Linked DNA regions of Homo sapiens: region 1 is linked to region 2. A link is a loop called in an ENCODE intact Hi-C map of the cell type or tissue named here. Cell type or tissue: ovary. All regions are shown on one strand. Links, peaks and the distances in the headings refer to the core of each region. The heading gives the core; the rest is flanking DNA.

Region 1 (11,998 bases), core at 1,314-9,313, 220 kb after region 2:
TTATTATTCCTCTGTTCCTTCTGTCCTCTCTCCTTTTGTATTATCTAGATACATTAAGTATTCTACTTTTATTTAGATTTTTTGGGGGGCTTATCTATGTGTATTTCTAGTGACTTCTCTAAGGATTACAACATACATATCTAATCTTTTATAGTCTTCTTTGAGTTGATAATTGCACTTAACGTAAAATTTAGAACCCTTTCAACCATACAAGTCCCTTTTCTCCTCCCCCACCTATATGTTATTTTCATATTTATCACATCAACACACATTACAAAACCCACAAAGCAGTGTTTGTTTTTGCTTCAAATTATCATATGAATTTCAAAGAACTTAAATATTTACCCAGATATTTACCATTTCTCTTGCTTGCTCTTCGTTCTGGAAAAATCTCTGTTTACCCATGGGAAATTTCCCTATAGCCTAAAGAAATTCCTATAGCATTTCCTGTAGCGAGATCTGTTGGCTGTGAATTCTCTTGTTTTTCCCTCTTTTGAAATTTCTGTTTTATTTACCTTCATTCCTGAAGGATATGTTTATTGGATAGAGAATTCTGGGTTGACAGTAATTTTCTTCCAGTACTTTAAAGATGTCTACTGTTTTCTTGTTTCCGTGGGTTCTGATGAGAAACCTCTCTTCACTTTAGCTATCATTCTCCTGTGTGTAACATGCCATTTTTCTCTAGATGCTTTGGAGATTTTTTTTTCATTGGTTTTCAGCAGTTTTGGTATGATGTGTCTAGGAGGGCTTTTCTTTGAGTTTATTCTCTATGTAGATGCTGATTTTGAATCTATATTTATATCTTTCAACAAATTTGGGAAATTTTCAGCCATTATTTCTTCAAATATTTTTTTTCTGCTCCCATCCCTTTCTCCTGTTCTTCTCGGACTCCAGTTACATATTAGACCTACTGTTATTGTTCCTTGTGTCCTTGGCAATCTTTCTTTCTTTGAAATCCTTTTTCCCCTGTATGTTCTCTAGAACACACAGATAGATCTGTAATTTCTACAGATCTATATTTATTTTGAAGTTCACTAATTCCTTTGTCATTGCTTTTCTGATGTTGAGCCCATCAGTAAATTTCTTATTTCGGACATTATATTTTTCTGTTATAAAATTTGTTTGGTTTCTTTTTAAAAATTGTTTCCACTTCTCTGGGAGAATTCTTTTCTCTCATTCATTTCACGTGTATTTTTCTTTCCCTCATGGGACATGGTTATAATAGCTATTTTAAAATTCCAGCCAGGTATGGTGGCTCATGCCTATAATCCCAGCACTTTGGGAGGCCGAGGCAGGTGGAAGCACTTGAGGTCAGGAGCTCGAGACCAGCCTGACCAACATGGTGAAACCCTGTCTGTACTAAAATTATAAAAATGAGCTGGGCGTGGTGGTGCATGCCTGTAATCCCAGCTACTTGGGAGGTTGAAGCAGGAGAATCACTTGAACCCAGGAGGCAGAGGTTGCAGTGAGCTGAGATTGCACCACTGCACTCCAGCCTGGGCAACAGAGTGAGAATTTGTCTCAAAAAATAAAAAATTAAAAAAATATTCCAATATATGGGTCACTTGGGATTGGCACCTTTTGACTATCTTTTCCTTTGAGAATTGGACACATCTTATGGATATGTTTGTATGCTGTATGTTAAGTAATTTTGGTTTGTATTCTGCACATATGAATGAAATTCATGAAATTAAGCCTTCTGGAGGATATTGATATTTTTGTCTCAGCATGTAATCAGCCTGTTTAGGTTCTGACCCTGAGTTCTGTCTTGCTTTCTGTAGGTGGTAGTTTAACTCTCAGTTCAGTATGCTAAGCCTTTGTTACACTGGTTTGTGTCTGTTTCATGCACGTACACTTCAGGGGTTAGGCTGCGACTTGCGTAAGTTCATATACAAAATTAGGGGATTTACTTTTTTGACACTCTCTGCTATGGGATTCCATCCACACTTTACCTACCCTATAGGGGCTCCTTTCTCTGGTTCCTTTGGGGGAAATAATATCTATTGCAGTTTTAGCTGTGACTGAGACTGAGGTGCACCCCATGACTGGGACTTTTCCTTCGGGCAAAGCTTTACCAGGATATTCATGACTTGTGTGTGTAGCTTCTCTAGGTTTTAAATCTCCACAAGCGGCTTGCTTTCGTTTACTTTTCAGCATCCACTGGTAGTTGTTTTTTGTCCAGAGTTTTCAGCTGTAATTAGCAGGAAGGATGGGCTATAGAGGGCTAATACTGTCATAGTAGAACTGAAACCCCAGTTACTTAATTTTTAATCAAGGGTTGGTGGGAGTCATAGATTTGGATTTGAGTCCTACCTCTGCTGTTCACAGTCTACCATTTTAATATTAAGCCCGTGTTTCTTCATTTGGGAAAAAAATTGAGATACTAGAACTTGCTCCACCTGTCCCTAGGATTGTGTGGAACAGATGAGATAATGGATGTCAATGTCTTCTGTAAACGGAAAAATTGTTTTCAAGTGGTTGTCATTGCTGTTATGTCTATGTGCACGTGTGTGCATGCCTGTGGGCATGTGTACATGGTTTCTGCACAATTACCTCCACAGCAGTGGTGTCACCATGGATTTTTCCTCTTCAGGCACTTCCTGGACCTCACTACTACACATGGGGAGACCACGGCGGAATCATCACGGCCATTGCCCAGGGCATGGAAACCAACGAGCTAAAGTAAGTGTCTCTGATGAGGCCTTTTAACATCAAACTTTCTCCCAGAAATTTACGTCTGTGATTATAATTGGATTATCTCTCTATAGCACTATGTTGTTGACAGCACAATTTGTGATCTCTGGATATGAGTTAAACTTTTTTTTTTTTTTTTGAGATGGAGTCTTGCTCTCTCCCCCAGGCAGGAATACAATGGTGCGATCTCAGCTCACTGCAACCTCCACCTCCTGGGTTGAAGCGATTCTCCTGCCTCAGCCTCCTGAGTCTGGGATTACAGGCACCTGCCACCACGTCCGGCTAATTTTTGTAATTTTAGTAGAGACACGGTTTTACCATGTTGATCAGGCTAGTCTCGAACCCCTGACCTCAGGTGATCCACCTGCTTCGGCCTCCCAAAATGCTTGGATTACAGGTGTGAGCCACTGTGCCCACCCCGATTTAAACTCTTTATCTCCCAAATGGGAATATAAGAACCTGTCCTTTCTATCACAAAGGGAGATTGTGAGCAAGAGGGCAATTAATAATAATGGCCAAATAATTAAGTGGAGGCTCTTTAATTTGTCCTTCTTTGCTTTGTGTCTTTATTACATAGAAAGACTAATAATAAATAGCAATAATAATAATAATAATACATCAGTAACAATTACAGAATGCATACAACTTGATAGCCATTGACTTTTGGTGCGTTAGGTTGGTGGGGGGTCTCATGGAGCTGGAAGGGGTGTTTAGGGTTAACTGCATCATTTCACAGATGAGAAAACAGGCTCAGCAAGGCAAAGTAACTTGCCCAGGGTCATTCCCTTTGTTAGTGACAGAGACAGGATTAGCACTTGGGTTTTTCGATTGCGTCCTACATTCTTTGCAATATATTGTTCTGAAAAGCAAAACTGTCAAGAGTTTGTAACCTCTACACCCTTATGTTCTGATTTTATCAGAACCAGTCCTCTGATTACCTTTGGCTCGTTTCTGAATGGTTCATGTTAGGTCAAGTTCATGCTGGACCACACTTCTCCCTGTTTTTGAGCTGAACCCATTAGATGGATTGGTGAAGGATCTGGAGAGGGCTTCTGTAACTCTCTTGTTTATTGCAAGGACAAAGCTTTCTTTTTCTTTGCTCCTTTTAGAAACGGGGCCAGCAGTAAGTGAGAGGTGGGTGGTTTGGAAAAAGAGATCTTAGCAGCTGTTTTTTTTTCCCTGTGGTTAATTTGACATGTGCTGAGCAGCCTGGCCTCAGAGAAGGAGAGAGAAGCAAAGTACTGGTGTTTGGCATTCCACCTGGCTGTTCTCTGTTCTGTGTAGCACTGGTTAGCTATTTCTTTAGAGGTGATACTCCGAAGAGGTCCTGTTTGTGTGCAACACTCTGTATTCATATTCAGATTGGTGTTTGCTCAGACAACGACCATCACAGAGCACAGTACTTCCCACATTTGTGCTATCATTTATATACCCATTAATTTAATTTTCATTTCACATGTTCACCAAGCACCGATTGTGCCAGATGCTGTGTATCTGTAGATGAATAGGATGCCTGCCACCCTGTAGTTGAAAGGTGGGCGACGAAACAATTGTAGTGTTTGGTATACTGCTATGTGTGTAATACGCACGTAGGGGACATAGTTTGGCTTCCTAGGAATACATTTCATTCTTTGTATGGCTTTCAGATTTCAGAGTCAGTTCTCGATTTGCCTTGTTTAACTTCTCTGAAAATTAAATTTGCATTCCAAACTGGCTCCTCTGAAGGAGTTAGTGTGATTCTAGTCCTCTTACACCATCTGTCGGTGCATATGTGCTCAGGGAACGCAGCGTCATTCTGCACGAGCTGGAGCAAAACATGATCAGGAAAATAAACTTGCTGCCAGAAAATCATAAAGCCTTCCCCAGACATTTTGAAATGACTTGGGGGTTGTAGACTTTGGGGGATTATGGTCACTGTAGCATTCCTCTATTTGTATAGGTTTCATTTGGAGGTGTCTGTTTGAATAGTTCAAATAAAGCATTTGAAAATACGAAAATACATACAAGCCTCCTATTGACAGGTGCATGTGTCCCACATAACAACCTGAGCTTGGCCTAAATCTGTGTAGCCACCTGGCATTTACTCAGTGTGTTGTTCACAGAGGTATTTTGCTTCTTCCCCTGCTGCTCTGAAAAGCAAGAAATAATATTCAAGTTAGTTGATATTCTCAGACTACAATGGTGATTTACTGTGACACCCATGCACAAGGACAGGTGGCTTCTGACAAGACTGGATATCTGTTGCTGGGCTAGGGCCTCAGGCCCCTTCTAAGTTTGGCCTCCCCAGTCACAGAGATCTCTTTTCCTTTATGACTCGTAGCATGTATAGGCTGTCCCATTCATTTGGCATTGATCATATTCTGACTCCTTATGTTAGTTACCTTTACATGATGCGCCTGAATTCTGCAACTCGTTAGTAAGGTCTTTGTAGGTAAATATTTCTGCTCGATGTAGGTTACCAGGCACTTAGCAAATATTTGATTGAAATAGGTCATGCATACTTAATCATCCAAGATTGCTTATGGTTTTTTTTTTTTTAACTGATTTATAAAACTAGAGGAGACCGAGCTAGTGTGCCAATTGCACAGCTCCAAGGGGACCACTGCCACTGTGCTCCATGTCAATGACAACCCCTAGAGCACAGATGTGAGTGGAGGCTCCCTGGATGTGTGCAACCCGGTAGTACCCAAGAGACACCAGAGATGACCTAATCTACTTTCCTTAGTTTTCACATGAGGGAATAAGAGATTAGTCAGGAGTTAATGCCCACACTGGAACTTGAGCATATTTCTGTTAGGAATCATTTCAGGTCCATTACACAGACAACTGTCGAACATCTACAATGAAGCGGATGCTGTGCTGGATACCAAGGATGCAAAGGCAAGTGGGGCACTGATCGGGAGCTGCCTGTGCCCACTGTGGCTCTGTGATGTTTCTGAGCCAGATGCAGAGAGAGAGGCTGGGAGGAGGGGGTTGTTTGAAAGAGGGCTTTCTGCTCTGATTTTACTCATCTTTAGGGAGGGAAGCCAAGTAAAGTAGCATTAGTAACTCAAATAGGTTGTAGTGGGGACAGCAATTGAAGCATTGCTCAAAGTAAACATTAGGGTTTTTTTTTTTTTTGGTCGATGTTCTTTTAAGTTATGCATGTCTTTCTCTCCCTGATTAGCACAGATATCTAGGAGTTGACTGTTATTTGTTTCAGCTTCTGCCTTGAGTCTCCTCTGAGACTGTTACCTTTGTTATTGTTAATTGAAATTGAGAGCAAGAAGTGGAACACTTTGTTTTGCTCTTGTGTCTACATGTCTGAAATGGGTAAATAAGAACCTGCACTGGGGATCCACTTATTCGTTCATTCAGCCCGCTGCTCCTGTGAACCTGCTCACGGGAGGCATAGGAGCAGTGGCTTTTTCGTCAGAGAAGGGGCTGTTGCATTTTTGCACCCTGACCGAAGAAGATTCAAACACGTTTGTCAGCTTGATCACGGAAGAGAAGATCAATTTCTGTTTCTTCGCTGCGGTTTGCTTGTCAGCATGATGATATTTTTCGTAGTCAGTAATAATATTTTGAACTTGCCCCAAAGCATCTTTTTTTTCTAAGACATCCAATTTCATAGGGGCTTCTCTCTGGAAATCCTGAAAAGCCCCTGAAAAGACTCCACGCAGCAGAGCAGCTGTCTTTTCTGGACCTGGGCTCTGGAAGCAGCCCCACAGTTCCAGAATGTGGGAGGCAGTGGTTAATGTCTTCACTTGCTTGCAGCGCCTCTCAATGGTACAGTTGTCGGGAGAGCCACCCCTACTTTATCCTAACCCCTGTGGTTTTTCTGCCCCTTGAGGTATAGAGAAGCAGGTGTTCTTATCACTGTGTTTTTTTTTTTTTTTTTTTCTGGAGTTCAGTGGTGCGATCTCGGCTCACTGCAACCTCCTCTTCCCAGACTCAAGCGGTCCTCCCATCTCAGCCTCCCAGTAGCTGGGACCACGGGCAGGAGCCACCATGCCTGGCTAATTTTTATATCTTTTTTTTTTTTTGGTAGAGACAGGTTTCGCCATGTTGCCCAGGTTGTTCTCATTTGAACTCCTGAGTTCAAAGTGATCCACCTGCCTTCCTAAGTGTTGGGATTACAGGTGTCAGCCACCAAGCTTGGTCTTTATCACCTTTTAACTGTTAAGAAACCGAGAAACGGAGTTGCAGTGCAGTTTCTTTAACTTCCTTCAACAAGCGTTTATGAATAATGCCCTTTCTGTGTGCTAGGAAAGATTCGAGGTGCCAGGGGCAGAAAAGTAAGAGGTCTTATTCCTGATGAACGGCAATCCAGTAGAAAACACTCGCAAAATCAAGTCACTGAAATACAGTGAGGTATAAGATTATGGAGAGCGCTGGGTGCGGTGGGAGCCAGAATGAGGGCCAGGTGATGCTATCTGGGGGACAAAGGAGGACTTCTGAGAGAGGAAACCCCAGCTGAACCTAAAAGGATACAAAGCAAGGTCGGAATGCTTTTCCAGGTCTAGAGAGACCTTGAGCAAGGGCCAAAGCATGATCAGTGGGGAATGTGCACGGCTCTTGAGTATTAATAGAATGCAAATTTCCAGGTGGGAAGTAGTGAGAAACGAGGCTGGAGGAAGGTATCTATGTAGAGGCCAGGTCCTGGGGGACCTCACCTGTGCCTTACTAAAGAGATTAAAGTTTGCTTTGAGGTGATAGGGTCCCTTTGAAGGATTTTAGTAGGGGAATGACATGGCTAGACTTGCATTATAGAATGATGGATCTGGCAGAATGGAGAGGATGGATTCAGTGGAGAGAGACTGGAGGTGAGAGCTGATGCTGGGGTGTGTTTGAGGACTAAGTCTGCAGGGCATGGTTTCTGATTCACCTGGGATGATGGGAGAAGTGATTATACCGCTCATAGAAAGGCAGAGGTAAAGGAGTAGGCTTGCAGGGCTGTATATTAAATGCAGACATGGACAGGTTGAATTGAAGCCTCTGTTGTGGGTCCAAGGGGCGATGTCCAGCAGGAATCTGGACATATTACAATATCTGGTGCAGCCTTCCGCCACCCTTTGCAAGAATTTTCTCCGTGCCATCTGTGATAGACAATCTTTTGTTCTATACTTGAACATTTCTATTAATGGGGAATTTGCCATATCAAAAGGTGCTTCCATTTTACTTTGGGACAGTTTGCTGTTCATTTGTTCACTAATTCATTTGTGAATTAAAGTTCTCTGGTAAGGGAGAGCCCAGATTCTCCTCCCTCCAGCTTCTATTCGTGGACTTTGTTCTGCTCCCTGGAGATGCACAGTAGATACTTCCTTTTGCATGAAAGCCTTTCAAGTATTTAAGGACCCTGTCATGTTCTCCTGAGTGTCTGCCATTTCATGATGAATATCCTCGGTTCCTTTCCTCATATTCTATAGATCCTCAATCTCTATCTTCTAGGTTCTCCCTTAGGTCTGCCTCACGATGTCAGTGCCTTAAAATGTGGTACCTGGATCTGGCCCCAATAGCCTGAAACATGCAGAAGATGTTGAGATTTTGTCTTCATGATTCTGAACACTCTGTATCTATTAATAAAAACCTCTGACAGTGTTTCCATTTTTAACAGCCATCTCAAACTGGTGGCTCCTATTTTTTTTTTTTTGAGAGGAGGTATCATTTGCATACCACAGGATGCTCAGATATTGACTACACCATTTAATCAGTTCTGAAGGGTGCATGTCAAGATGTAGAGTATTTCCATCAGTCCAGAAAATACTCACGTGCCCCTTTCCAGTCAGTGCTCTCCACCCCCAAACCCCTGCCCCAATTACAGGCAACCACTGGTATGTTTATCACTGTAGCTGCCTATTCCAGAATTTCATGTTTGTATGTTTTGTATTTGGCTTCTTTTACTCAGCATAATGATTTTGAGATTTATCAATCTTTTAACTGGTATCAGTAGGCTGAGTTCACTTTAACTAAAATACCTGAGATCCTTCTTTCTTATGGATCTTATTATACAATCAATCAATCAACAGGACGGATGTTCCCCGTCCTGTATTTGAGCAAACAGGTTTTTGAAACTACATGTGGAGCTTTATTTTTATTTTTGCTTATTTTTTTTTGGTTTGAATTGTATTTTTGGCATTTATTTATTTTTTTGAGACAGAGTCTCACTCTGTCGCTTAGGCTGGAGCACAGTGGTGCCATCTTGGCTCACTGCAACCTCCGCCTCCCAGGTTCAAGCGATTCTCCTGCCTCAGCCTCCCGAGTAGCTGGGATTACAGGCATGCACCACCACGCCCAGCTAATTTTTATATTTTTAGTAGAGGCGGGGTTTCACCTTGTTGGTCAGGCTGGTCTCGATTTCTTGACCTTGTGACCCGCCCGCCTCAGCCTCCCAAAGTGCTGGGATTACAGGCGTGAGCCTCTGTGCCTGGCCCCGGCATTTATTATATTATTTATACAATTAGCCTTTTACCCTTTGCAAATTTGGCAGATTCGCCTTCCAGATCCCTATCCAGATCATTGACAGATGTGTTGAGCTCTGTGAGAACTAGAAGTCTTATCTTGGGTTGAGATCAAACCATACGTCAGCACTCTTGGGATGTGCTTATTTTACCATCAGTGAATTTTATCTGACTGCGTGGTCCACAAAGATCTTCATGAAAAAAAGAATGTTCTGTGTCATTGTCCTGTTTTTCAAATCAAGAATTACCACGAGGAAAGGAAATGGAGTTAGTCTGTTGTGACTTGTGTGTGAAACCATTTGGGTTCTTAGCCTTGACCTCCTTTTCGTCTGAGTGCTCTCAAATAAACTGTTTCATAATCCATTCTTGAAACCACCTTTTCTTCATTAAGGAAATAAAAGTATTTTCCCTATTCTAGTTTTTGAGATCTTTGTTCTTCATAATTCTCCTAGAGATTATTGAAAAGGATGCTATAATCATCCTATCTTTAAGTCTTTCAGTTCCTTAGAATTTATTTTGTACTGATTTTCCTTTAACTTAAATGGTTTTTCTTGTCCAATTTGAAGATTATTTTCCTTGATAAAGATAAAAGCAAAATAGAATTTTTTTTCTATTTTTTTTAGACCCAGCTTTACTACTATGTTGTTATTCAAAGATTTTTTTCTTTTTTTTTACTAACGAAGTCTTTATTTCTTTTGTTTTCAGCTTTCCAATCAGCCAGAAAACATAAAGTATTTTCAATTCAAAGTTCTAGTAAAGATAGGAAGAACTGGGTGATGGTTTTCATAAATGAATGAATGAATGAACGAATGGATGAATGTGTATCAAGTGCTCTGTTTTTTTAAATTGATACATATGATTATGTCTGCTATTATTTATTCTATTGGCCATCAGAGCAATGATCCTATTCCTTTCTAATTCTTTATAGAACTTGCCAGATAACCAATCCACTGACCCACCAGTCTGCCAATTATTTTGGTAATTTGAAACATAAACCTTGATTCATTTTGAACTTATCTTGCTACTATTCCAACAGACTACTGGCTATGAGAATTACAGCTGGAATTAGCTAGCAGTAACTGAATTTGTTGCTCTTGGTTATATGACCTTTTTTCCCATCTTGAATATGTTCTTTAGAAACCTGAACTCATCAGGAACTTTTCTGGGTAGCTGCCTGCTAGAGTCCTAAGTTGGGTATCTACCACACTTCTTCCTTTTAGAGTATCTGTGGTTATATTATGTTTTATTATTATATTATCTGACCTTCCCATCTTCTTGAGAGTTTTTGGCCCTGGGATTATGTCTATATTTTTATCTGAACAGTTTGATTTCTTCATTCCTAAAGGCTAGTGCCCTATATCCTCTTTCATAACTTAAGAATGCAAAGATGGGCCAGACGCGGTGGCTCACGCCTGTAATCCCAGCACTCTGGGAGGCTGAGGTGGGTGGATCATTTGATGTCAGGAGTTTGAGACCAGCCTGGCCAACAAGGTGAAATCCTATCTCTACTAAAAATACAAAAAAAAAAAAAAGAATGCAAAGATGACTTTGTTTCTTCACAAGGTTCTTGTCACTTACTTTTACCAATACAAGTTCTCCTTTGGGGGTCAGAATTCAGTCCAAAATGCGTGTTCTCTTAACTGTTGCTGTTGATAAGACAAGAGCCTTTTCCCCAAAATTCTGAAGAGCACCATTTTCTAAATGAGCAGTGTATTTTCAGATACAAGCTATGCTTGGTCATGTACCTGCTTGTTATTTCATTAATGAGTTATTGTCAGAGTCCTCTGGGAACTCTCAAGAAATGGGGTGATTCATTTCCTGAGGTTATGTTGGGTTCGAGGAGCTCTTAAAGAGAATTAACTTGGCAACGTACACATAGATAGACTTTAGCATTACCACTGAGTGGGCAGATGGCTGCCATCATGTCTGGATAATAGGTTGACTCTGTTGGTTCAGTTTGCTTTAAAAGTAATATAAACCTTTAGCTTCACACTGGTTACAAGAAGGAGACTGAATGAGTTAATTTATCCAAATATCTGTTTCAAAATTTTCTTAAACCAAAAGCATATCTGCCAGGTGAGATTTCTCCCCTTGTGAGAGATTTGTAGGGGGAGATTACTTAGTCTCCCATTGACATTTATTATTCTGCCTTGTAACCCTACCAGTTGGTTTAACCCCTAGCCTTTTTGTAGCAGTATCTTTTTTTTTTTTTTTTAAGGCAGGGTCTCGCTCTGTCATCCAGGTGGGACTGCAGTGGTGCAGTCATGGCACACTGCAGCCTCACACTCTTGGACTCAAGCAATCCTCACACCTCAGCCTCCAGAGAAGTAGCTGGGACCACAGGGGGCACCACCACACGTGACTAATTTTTTAAAAAAATTTTCTGTAGAGATGTGGTTCTCATTATGTTTCTCAGGCTGGTCTCAAACTCCTGGCCTCAAAAGATCCTTCTGCCTTGGCCTCCCAAAGTGCTGGGATTACAGGCATGTGCCACCACGCCTAGCCAAATCGATTTTAATAATCTCAATATGAGATGAAGTGTTTGGATAGAATGATGTCACGAAAAGATTTCTGTCAAGGATTAGAATCCCAAAGGTGTAAAACTAAAATCTCAAAAACATGAGAAAGGTGAAAGAAAAAGTTTTGCATATAATTTGGATTTAAGAAGGACCCAGAAGCCCTGTGATTCTAAAGAAGGCTTGAATTGAGTGATTTCTCATGTCAAGCGTCTCACCAGCTCACTGGGTGATAAAACAAGTGTTGGGCAGATTTTCTTCCTTGCCTCCCTCTCCGTCCCTCTTCTCCTTCTTCGACACCAAAGATAATGTAAAATCAGTGCAGTTACTCAAATGCTGCTTAGTTTT
Region 2 (11,998 bases), core at 1,744-9,743:
AAATTAGGTTGTTTTGGTGTTATTGACTTATAAGATTTTGTATATATTGACAAAAATTCTTTGTTAGATGTATGTATTACCAATATTTACTCCAATTTAGCTTGTCTTTTCATTTCCTTACTATCTTTTGATAAGGAAAAAATGTTTAATTTTTATTCAGACCACTTTATCAATTTTTATCTTTCATAACTATTGCATTTTCTGTCCAACCTAAGAAATCTTTGCCAATCCCAAAGCAAGCCTGGAATTTCCTTTGTGACAAGGTTTTTGATAATGAGTTCATTTCTTAGAAGATAAAGACTTCATGTTTTCCTCTCTTCCTTTCTCAATTCTGATACATTATTTTTCAAGAAATTGTTTACTACATTTAAGTAATAAAATTTTTTTGCCATAAAGTTGTAACATTCCCTATTTCCCTTTTAATGCCTATAGGATCAGTAGTTATATTTCCTATCTAATTCCTGATATTGATGATTTGTGTTTGCTCTTTTTCTTGATTAGTCTGAGATGAAATTAATTTTATTGATTTTTTTTTTTTTTTTTTTTTTTTTTTTTTTTTTTGAGACAGGGTCTCACTCTGTCATCCAGGCTGGAGTACAGTGGTTTGACCACAGCTCATTACAGCCTCAACCTCCCGGGCTCAAACAATCCTCCCTCCTCAGCCTCCCAAATAGCTGGGACTACAGGCACGTGCCAGCACACCCAGCTATTTTTGTTTGTTTGTTTGTTTTGTAGAGATGAGTTCTCACTATGTTGCCAGGGTTGGTCTTGAACTCCAGGACTCAAGCAATTCTCCCACCTCAGCCTCCCAAAGTGCTGGGATTACAGGCGTGAGCCACTGCGCCCAGCCCAATATTAATCTTTTAAAGAACCAATTGCTATGGGCTGAATGTGTCCCACAAAATTAGTATGTTAAAACTTAATTGCCAATGTGATAGTATTAAGAGATGTGACATTTAGGAAGTGATTAGATCATGAGAGCTCCGCCCTTGTAAATGAGATTAATGTCCTTATAAAAGAAGCTATAGAGAGCTGACACTCCAGTTTTCCTGTTCCTTCTGCCACATGAAGGCACAGTGTTCATCCCTCAACCCCATCCCCAGGGGATACAGCATTCAAGGTGCCATCTTGGAAGTAGGTACTGGGCCCTTGCTAGACACCCAACCAGCTGGTGCCTTGATCTTGGACTACCCAGCCTTCAGAACTGTGAGGAATAAATTTCTGTTGTTTATAAATAACCCAGTCTCAGCTGTTTTGTTTTAGCAGTACAAGCAGACTAAGACACCAACTTGTGGCTCTGTTGATTTTTCTCTATTGCTTGTCTTCAATTTCATATTTTCTTCATTTTTTTTTTTTTGAGATGGAGTCTCACTCTGTCGCCCAGGCTGGAGTGCAGGGGCGCTATCTTGGCTCACTGAAACCTCCGCCTCCCAGGTTCAAGTGATTTCTCCCACTTCAGCTTCCTGAATAGCTGGGATTACAGGCACGCACCACCATGCCCACCTAATTTTTGTATTTTTAGTAGAGACGGGGTTTCACCATATTTATTGGCCAGGTGGGTCTCGAACTCCTGACTTCAGGCGATCTGTTTGCCTCGGCCTTGAAAGTGCTGGGATTACAGGCGTGAGCCACTGCGCCCAGCCTCAATTTCACTAATTTCTGCTCCTGTATCTTTCTTTCTACTTATTGTGTATTTAAGTTGCCCTTTTTTCCCCTAGCTTCTTAAGATGGAAGCTCAGATCATTTATTTTTTTCTTTATAAATGTAAACATTTAAAGCCACAGCATTTCCTATAAGGACTGCTGCAGCTGTATCCCACAAATTTTGTTATGTTTTCATTATTAGTTCAAAGCATTTTTTATTTCTGATGGGATTTCTTCTTTGACTAGTGGTATGGTGGGCTTGTATTGTGTTACCTTACCTGAGCCAGAGCTCTGTTTCCCAGAATTACTTTTATGCATAGTTACAGGTTAGCATGGCTACAATGGGATGGGGGTATACAGGCTACACGAGACTAAGATTTAGAAGGTGGAAGTGGAGCAGTAGCCATCTTTCTATGCTTGGGAAGACGGAGCGGTCCACAAAAACACTTGCAATCCACCCAAGTGTTGTCACTTCATTGGCCTGAGGCAGCAGCTGCAGCTCCTTTCTGATCCTCCTTCAGCTTCTCCAAATTCCAGGCCTGATATGTGTTTAACTTCATGATGAAGGGCTGCAACCTCTGATGCAGGACAACGCCACCTCAAAGTTGAGGCTTGGAGATGGTGAAAGAATGACCAGCGGGCCAGTCTACCATCCTGAGTTGTCCTGCTCAACCTTCCAAGTTCTGGTTTGTTCTTGCCTCCCCCACCTCACAATCATTATCTTTCCTTCCTGACATCCTGCTCTTCAGACTCCTGATTCCAACACCAGACAGAGGAAAAGTCATCTCACGTAGACCATGTAAGTAGCCTCCACAGTTGCCTGTGGTCAGATCTCTTTCACTGATGGAACACCGATAAAGAATTTGGCACTGAAAGTGGTTCCAGCGATTAGAAACTTACAAATGTGTTCTCTGTTGGTCCTGTGTTATCTGCAATTGGTTTTCTTATATGATTACATTTTAAGTCAATGATCTTGTTTGCAATGGTAAAGGGGGTATTGGAAGTCCACCATGTGCACAAAAACAGCAAAACAGTTACTTAAACTATCACCTATAGATACTTGTAATCATGTGCCAATAGAAGGCAAGGCTTGAGAAGAACAGGTGTTTGCTGCATAGACTGTTTTAGTGGAAATAAGGTGTATGGTAAGTTTCGTTGATTGCTTCTAAGTGTCCTGAGGAACTTGGACAAAGAAAATGATGAGCTTATGACTAAATTCTCAGATTAGGGTCCCATTAAGGAACTCCAAAGCTTCTATTACTGCCCTATAATAAACCCTGAACTCCTATAGTTGTAATGCCGAGATTTCTGAAAGCCACCTCAAAGTTTAATTCTGCCGGCAGAAAATTGAGCCTCCCAAATTTACTGAGTTTTGCATGTTAAAGTTATGTCAATGATTGGGAAGGAGTGAGACTCTGAAAATGAGCTAGGGATATGAAGGTAAATTTCTATGAAACTGGGGAGCTTGAACCTATAAATTCTGTTGAGCCTTCCTTGTCAAGAGAAAATTACGTAGTAGGCAAGGTGTATTGGGGGAGCACTGTTTAGCAGAAAGAAATATGGCATAAAATTAACATGGGTTCAGATACTTGTTCTTATGTTTAGGGATTAAGCATTTCCAATATTGTAAATAGCTGCCATTATTGAATACCTGTTTCATGTAATGTATTTTGCAGAGACGTTTACATGCATTGTTTCATTTAATCTTCCCCCAAAAAACATGGGCAAATTCTTTACATTACAGATGAATACACCTGAGACTGGAAAGGTTAAGGTAATTTGCCCCAAATTACAGAGCAAATTAGAATTTGGCAAAATCAGAATTTGAACTCGGGTCTCAAACTCAGGTCTGTTTCATTTCACAGCCTGTGATTATGCACTGGGGTACACTCCTATAATGTAAAGATGAACTGAAATAATATTTGCAAAGCTGTGGTTGCCACTGTTTTTATTCATTCTAACCCTGGTAACTAAAGCCCTATTTCATATTTTACTTCCCTCAGGTGATGAGGATCTTCAAAATCTGTTCAACTCTCAGTACTCTAAACCTCTTTCCCTAGGTTGAAGCCTGTATAATTCATTTATAGGTAGGGGTGAAGAACTAACATATTAACTCTTCAAGAACATTTTATGGAATCACAAAAGGTTAGACCTATCTAGGATATCAAGGATCATGAGTTTGACCTTTTACTTGCAGAGGAAGAAACAAGTTCAAAGAGAGAAGTTGAATTACTCCTATGAATAGGCTGGAATAATAACTCTGTTGAGAAGGTTAAGAGAAGGACAAAACACTAAAGCAGGTGTTCCCATTCCCCCTAAAGGAACTGTGCTAATGATATCATCCAGGGCAACTTCAATTGTAAACTCTGTTGCAGTGCTGGAGTTGTAAAAAGTAACCCCTTGATGAGTGTGAAATCATCAAGGATTTCACTGGATAGTTATGGATAATCCTTACAAAATTCCATTGTTCTAAGTCCCATCCTACAGGAAATTAAGGAATCTGTTTATCAGACTTCTGAGTGAGGAGCTAGCATGGGAAGTTCCCATTCCCTTAGGGGTGCCAGGCTTCCAGCTACTTGAGTAGCAATTAGAAATTGGGGCCAGACGCAGTGGCTCATGCCTATAATCCCAGCACTTTGGGAGGCCGAGGCGAGTGGATAACCTGAGGTCAGGAGTTCAAGACTAGCCTGACCAACATGGAGAAACCCATCTCTACTAAAAATACAAAATTAGCTGGGCTTGATGGCACATGCCTGTAATCCCAGCTACTCGGGAGGCTGAGGCAGAAGAATCGCTTGAACCCGGGAGGCAGAGGTTGCAGTGAGCTGAGATCACATCATTGCACTCCAGCCTTGGCAACAAGAGCAAAACTCCGTCTCAAAACAAAACAAAAAAGAAAGAAAAAAGAAATTGGGTGTTTTTAGATACGGAAAGGCCTCTGTAAGGGCCCAGCCTTAGAACTTAGGACTAAGAATGGGGACTTAAAGCAGCATGGAAGTGTTTTCTCTCTTCATCTTCCTGTTTTCCTTTCTCAGTCATTCAGTCCTAAAGCCATCAGGTTGGGTCAGGCAAGTAAGACGTCCACATTGTTGATGGCCAAGTGGAGGAGACCCAGCAGGTTGAGGAGGACTTTTGTGCTTTGCACACTGTTTAGTATATACATATTACATTTCAAGATAAGTACAGGTCTAAAATACAGATCTAACTGATCTTTAGAAATAATGAAGGAAGAACTCATGGGGTGCCGTTTCAGATAAGGTGGTCTAGGAAGCCCTCTCAGAAGCTAACATCTGAGCAGAGACTTGAATGAAGAGGAGGAACAGGCCACATGGCATCTGAGAGAAGAGCATTCAGGGCAGATTTTTGGTATGTCTGAGAAGGAACAAAGGGGCTACCTCATAGAAACTTGGAAGGTTATAGAAATGGGAGGAAGATGATAATGAGGACAAAGGTGAGAAATGTCAGGAGGCCAGAAGAGACAAGGTGTGTTCAGGTGTCTTGGGACACAGAAGAGTGAGCAGAGGGGCTGTGAGTGACGGAGAAAGAATGTGAGGTGTAAAAGTTGAAGACAGCACAGCACTGCAAGGTTGGGTAATTCCTGGAAGTAGAGAAATCTTCTGATCTATATCTTATGGTAGTCAGAGCGCCTGATCTTGGTGGTCACTATGTTAACTGCACAGCTAACATCCTCTTCCAGTCTTTGTTCCCCACGTGACAAAGGAAAGGCCAAATTTTCTGTCTCCTCCTTTTCTCATGGAGTGGCATTTCCTATTAGACATTAAATATTTGAATGAATAATTATTGATAACTCTATAAGACACTGTTATTAAAATTATAGTCACTTTGAAAGGCTAGATGAAAAGTAAGTCTAGATTCTTGGGGAATATTCACTGTTATGGACTCTGAAATTGCATCTTTCCGGTGGGCTTTTTCCTCCCCTGTTCTGTTTGTTTTGTTTTGTTGTTTTTCCTGGCTGAGGCTGAGCAGTTTCTAGGATCAGACTGTAGGTGGAGCAGTTATGCTTTTCACCCGTGCTGTAGCAATAAAAGCAGAAGCATCCACATTTCATGTCTAGACAGAGGACGTGCATGGAATCATAAAATCTTCAGACTGGAGGGATCCAGAAAGGTCATCTACTCCCTCCCTTGTCTTTAGAAAATTGTGCTCCTAAACCAGCCTGGTGGTGATGCATCCTCCCTGCCATGTTCCTTTCAACTGCATTTAAAGCTCCACCATCCCATTCCTGGCCATTTATTTTAGGCTCAACACAACAACAAAACACAAAATAACAGACTTCAAATATAATCAAGTATGTGTGTGTACACACATGCCTTCCCCGTGGGACAAAATATCACCCTGGGTACTGCAGGGTCTGGATAGTTCTTTACATTCTGATGCTTTAGTAAATGTTATCTATGGATTCTCGTCAAACATTTTGTTTATCTTAGGTTAAGATTTCCTTGTGTTTTAGGCCCTGATACAGAGGGGGAAAAACACCAGGTAAATATCTTTACAAAAAGGCAGGATTGAAAGTCAGTAGGGCAAGATTTAGATACAACACCTCCATAGGCCCCAGGAAGACCCATGCCCCATGACTTATGTCTCACCCAGAAGGATGTTTATGGAAAGATTTTTCTCAAGTATGTGAAGCTGGTTGCCCTGGAAGTTTTCCTATGAAGGTGTTGTCTGATATCTAATCCTTTTTTTCCCATTCAAAATCACAGTTTGTTTGTTTTCCTTTGGGAAAAACCTAGATATAGGAGCTAATGAGCCCACGTTTAGGGTTTAATAAATATTTTTTAGAGGTTTAAAGGACAATGTTGGCCAGGCATGGTGGCTCACGCCTATAATCCCAGCACTTTGGGAGGCCCAGGTGGGTGGATCACTTGAGGTCAGGAGTTTGAGACCAGCCTGGCCAACATGGTGAAACCCCGTCTCCCTACTAAAAATACAAAAATTAGCTGGGTGTGGTGGCGCATGCCTGTAATCCCAGCTACTTGGGAGGTGGAGGTTGTAGTGAGTCGAGATCATGCCATTGCACTCCAGCCTGGAGGACAGAGTGAAACTCCATCTCAAAAAAAAAAAAAAAAAAAAAGAAAAAGAAAAAAGAAAAAAAAGGACAACGTTTGTGATCATCTATTAATCATAATATTCAAAGCAGGTTTCAGAGTATATGTACAAACTACTCAGCCGGTCTGAAGACAAAACAGCCAGGAGTTGTTTGAATCGGATGTTAGACACCTTTTCAATGAAACTCACACTGCATCCTACACCTGGAGATCAACACAGCTGCCTGGATGTTGCAGCCTTTTCCTCCACAACTTTATGGAAGAACCCAGTTGCTATGAATGAGCAGGCTGGTTTGGAAGCAGCAGTTGATAAGCAAATGGGAGACTACCCAAGGGCGACCCTCCTGAAGGGATGTGAAAATTCTCAAAACATGAATCCTCAGATAATGTTATTATCATTTAGGTACATTCTTTCAACAAATAATTTTGATTACCTGGTGTGTATCAGGTGTTGTGCTAGAAGGTAGGATAAAGCAGTAAATAGTTAAGAAGGAATATCAATAAAGTATAGTGGAAATTTGGATAGGAAATCTATGGACGTGCTACGAGATAGTAAGTTAGCAGGAGGTAACATACCCTAGGGAAAATTCTCCCAAAAGGATGCAACGCTTAACCAGAGGTCTGAAGGTGACAGGCAGGAAGGCCAGTAGAAGAGGGTTCTGGGTAGAAATAATTGGTTGAAGGAAGGTTAAGAGTGGGAAGAGCATGGACCATTCAAGACACTGAAGGAGGTCCAGCATGACTGGAATGTAGAATTCTAGAAGACTGGAAAGAGATAGAGGCTGGACAGCAAGGTGAGCCAGATCCTGGAAGGCTTTGTTGTTCCTGCAAAGAGAGTTGGTTTTATCATAAACGCAATGGGAAGACACTGAAAAGGATATTCTGTGAGGTGATGGAATCAGGTTTGTACATGAGAAGTATCACACTGACTGCCGTGTGAATGGATGGGTGCCAGGGGGATACAGATTTGGGAATTAGCCGGTATAGATGTGAATAAAAGCCAGAAGACATGGCCCAGAGAGTGTGTGCCGAGTGAGAAAAGGGACAAAGATGGAATCCTAAGGAATATGGAAAAGTCAAGGAGAAGAAGAGCAAGTAATAAACTGAGAAGGAGCCAGAGAAATGAGACTAACCAGGAGAAGGTTGCTTTGCAGGAACCAAGGGGGAGACTGTTTCCAGAAGAAGGAAACTGTCAGTGGTGACAAATGTCACCGAGAAGTCAAGGAAACTAAGGACTGAGGAGCATCTCATGCATTTAACACAGGGAGGCGATGGGTAAGCTTGATAAAACCAGCTTCGGTAGAGTGGTGGCAGCAGAGGCCAGACTACAGTGAAGAAATACGATGACTGGTTGGGGAGGGATGGAGATGGCTCTTCTGGAAGTACAGTTCCAAATGTGGGGACAGATAGAGCCAATAGTCGATAAAAGGGGATTGGGTGAAGGTGGGAGGTGTTATATAAATACGAGAAATTTGGGGGATATTTAAGTACTGAGGGAAGTGGCAAGTTGAGTGGGAGAATGGAAGAAGTCTCAGATGAAGGTTATCAAGAAGGCTGGAGAGGCTGTGATTCAGAGCACACAGAGCAGTGGCTTTGGCTGGGAAGAGGGATGGGCTTCTGCATTTCTGTGCATTTCTGGGTTCAGTGGCAATGGTTTGAGAGTGTTCCTGTCTGGCAACTCTCATTCTCTCTGTGAGGATAAAAGGTACTACGGACTACATTTTTCTACATACCCATTGCAAAAGTTTAAAATCCTTCTCAAAGAGGAAGGTTGTTTTTTTTTTGTTTTTGTTTTTTGTTGTTGTTATTGTTGTTTGTGTTTTTTTGAGGTGGAGTTTCGCTCTTGTTGCCCAGGCTGGAGTGCAGTGGCAAGATCTTGGCTCACTGCAACCTTTGCGTCCCAGGTTCAAGTGATTCTCCTGCCTCAGTCTCCCGAGTAGCTGGGATTATAGGTGCCCGCCACCATGCCTGGCTAATATTTTGTATTTTTAGTAGAGATGGGGTTTCGCCATATTGGCCAGACTGGTCTCAAACTTCTGACCTCAGATGATCCACCCACCTCGGCCTCCCAAAGTGCTGGGATTACAGGCATGAGCCACCGCACCCGGCCCAAAGAGAAAGTTTTTAAAAAGTATTCATGAAATTGGGAGAAGGATAGAGAATTCCTGAAGTGTGTTTCAAAAAAACAAATTTAGGCAAAAGTAATTGATGGCCAAGACACTTATGAAAGTAGACACTCACCGTGCAAATTCTGCCTACAGCAATCGATGGTGGGTGCACTAAAGATATGAATTCAAACAAAAACTGTGTATCTTACTCTAATAAACATTTATGATCAAGTCTAATGGTTAGGTGAATGACAACAATTCACCTTCCATATCCAGATTTAATGTTTTTCATCTGAGCAGTTGAATGAATACATAACCACTAATTGCAGTAGAATTATATGAAAATCAGGTAGTTTAATAAACTCTATGGATCTGAACAATAATTAACACAATAACCTGAATTTAATTAGATGCTCATATTAAATGCTGGCAATAAGCAAGTGCTGTCTTTGATGTCCACTTTAAGTGCATACTAAATATCACAGCATGGTCCAGTAAAAATAGACACAAATAGAGTCAATGATGTTTGAAGAAATGAGACAGAATAAATAAATCATACTCATATTCATGCCACCCTGGCGGTGGGGTGGGCACAGGAAAGCTTGTCATTTCCTTGTCTCAAAGTCATTATGCGGAAGCCAATGTTTCGAACTACAAAGAGTTAATCCTCCTCACTGAAGCCATCTTTTTTGTAGTGTTTTTGACAGGAGGGAGCCCTTGTCCTCTAGAAAAGGACCCGTAGAGCATTAGGAAGGCTCCTCAGCAGCAGGAACCAATGTTCTCTTTGTTATAACTCAAGCTGCAATTTTCTCTCTTTCCAGCAGAGAGAGAAAAATGGGAATGTGCTGCCTAGCATTCTACAGAAAAATCCCCCAAGTAATCATTCCAACACTCCTTCCTATATGGGCTCCTTGCGTATCTTCTCTGCAACATTTCCTTCTTATTAATTTTCCTCTATAGCAAAGTTAGGCGTTAACTTGAAACCCACAGGTGTGTAAGGAGCCCACAAGCTCCCCTGCTCCATTGTTTTTTAAAATAGTATTCAAATTCATATATTTGTTTATTTCCATATTTGTTTATTTTAAACTGACCTGTTGAGGTGTAATTGATTTACAAAAAATGGAACATGTACTATTTGATGAGTTCGGACAAATGCATACACCATGAAACCATCACAACCGTCAAGGTAATAGACATATTCATCACCTCCAAAAGTTTCTTTGTGTTTCTGTTTTGTTTTTTCTTTTGGTGCAATTCTAAATGAATTACAGCAACTTCAGATTTGGTGCGGCAGTCTCAGAAGCCATACTCACATGAGTTCTGTTCCAGGACTGTCAGAAACCAACACCAGCCCCATGTCCCTTCATCTTAATGGGGTAAGTTGTTCACAACATCAGGGAGGAAACAAAGATCTACTCTTTTCCTGAAGATCACCACCCTGGTTCCTCAGGAACTGTGGGGACCTTGAATCTCATAGGCCAATATTGGCTATCCTGGGGTCTGAGATATCTTGACCAGTCCCATCATCCTTCCTGACTCTATTTTAGGCCAAGACCCAAAGGCTATACAGCCAATATTGGATATTGGTGGAAGGGCCAGGAGTGACCACCAAGGAAGCCACACTCTTACACTTTCTTCCTCCCTCATTATCTCGTGAAAATCCCACTAACTACATTCTTCTTTCTGAGAGACTTTTTTTTAAATCATCCCTGCCTGCTCCTGTTACTTCATTCTCCTTTTTTTTTTTTTTTTTTTTTTTTTTTTTTTTTTTTTTTTTTTTTTTTTGAGATAGGATCTTGCTCTGTCACCCAGGCTGGAGTGCAGTGGTGCAATCACAGCTCATTGCAGCCTTGACCACCTGGGCTCAAGTGATCCTCCCTCCTCAGCCTCCTGAGTAACTGGGACCACAGGTGCAGGCCATCATGTGTGGCTAGCCTCATTCTTCTTGACCTTCATGTATTTAATTACTCAGAAATGTCAGGCTTGTTCTTGTTGGTGCATGTGAGGGATGTTTTGTATGTGTTTTGATGCTGTATTCCAAGCAAAGATCACTGCCTGTGTGCTCTCTACTTCTTTGCTAGATGCCCATTCCTGTCTCTGTGTAGTGCAACCTCAGACCATGCTGCTCACGATTGGACTGTTTATTGTAATAAGATTTAAGCATGTGAGTTTTGGCATTGGATGGATCTGGCCTTGGATCTTGCCTCTTGCCACTAGCTAAGTCTGAAAACTTGGTCCTCGTTTTCATCATTAGTAAAATGAGAATGTAATGCCAAGTATTAATGTAATGCTCTCAGTCCAGCAGTTAGTGAGAGTCTGAGATTTGATCTTTACCTATAACAGTTTTATAAGGAAGTAGACCATGATGGTTTTTGCCCTGTGCTGTACAAGATATTGCCTTCATGGATACTAAGAGCCCAAGGTGAAAGGCATTTTCATTTCTCTTTTAAATGGCAAAAGGAACCCCATTCCCAACTACCTAAATGGAGATGAGCCTTAAATCAAACTGTATTTACTTGAGTTAGTACATTTTGACAATCTTATTCCTAGTCTTGAATAACCTGAGGTCAGGTGCCACCCATCTTCAGTTAAATCAGTTGCATGAATCTTCGTAGATAGATCTAAACACAGCGAAGAAAGGACTAGTGCTCTAGGCATTTGTATTTTCCATAAGAGTGTCATGAATCAAAAGGAAATAGTGAACTTTCACTCTTCTCATTTAACCAATATTCATTAAGCTTCAACTAGGACTAGGTGACAGCCGCTGCGCTAGGTGCTGGGACTGTTGTGAGAGATGAGACGGACCTGAGATCTGCCCTCGTGGGGCTTAGAGTCAAGCAGGGAGAACCTATTCACAAGAAAATGAACAAATTACATAAACTGATGTGGGCCATGAAACGAACTGCACACTGCAAGCCAGAAGAGTGATGAGGGAACTGGCTGCAGATAGTGTGGTCAGGAAAGGCCTCCCTTAAGGGGGGATTTGAACCCAGAACCTAGAGGATAAGAAGCTGACAAACCAAGGGAAGAAGGAGGGAGACATTGTTTCCTGGAGAGGAAACTATGGCTGAGAGGGTTGGAGGTTGGAAAGGCCTGAGAGCTGAAGGAATACTAGAGGAACAGAGCTACCAGAGCTGGTGGGGAATGGGAGTGGCACTTCCTAAGAAACGAGATCCTG

The links. Hi-C counts contacts between places; a loop is a spot of excess contacts. Peaks named below come from ENCODE experiments on the same cell type or tissue, not always from the same donor. Only the 100,000 strongest peaks of a DNase experiment are listed, where the experiment ranks them.
Region 1: a loop joins it to region 2, with 9 times the contacts of the local background. A loop is called at or near these places in 55 of 110 quality-filtered maps.

Annotation. Positions count from the first base shown.
Region 1 is chr11:121,529,871-121,541,868 of GRCh38, forward strand. SORL1 (sortilin related receptor 1) reads left to right here. Exons shown (of 48, transcript NM_003105.6): 12 at 2,594-2,682. Among named protein-coding and RNA genes, the nearest start is that of SORL1-AS1, 83 kb to the left of the region's middle. In ovary, for the core only: a CTCF peak has its summit at 4,457; a DNase peak (open chromatin) is centred at 4,473.
Region 2 is chr11:121,313,790-121,325,787 of GRCh38, forward strand. No RefSeq gene overlaps it. Among named protein-coding and RNA genes, the nearest start is that of SC5D, 27 kb to the left of the region's middle. In ovary, for the core only: CTCF peaks have their summits at 5,653 and 8,028; a DNase peak (open chromatin) is centred at 8,032.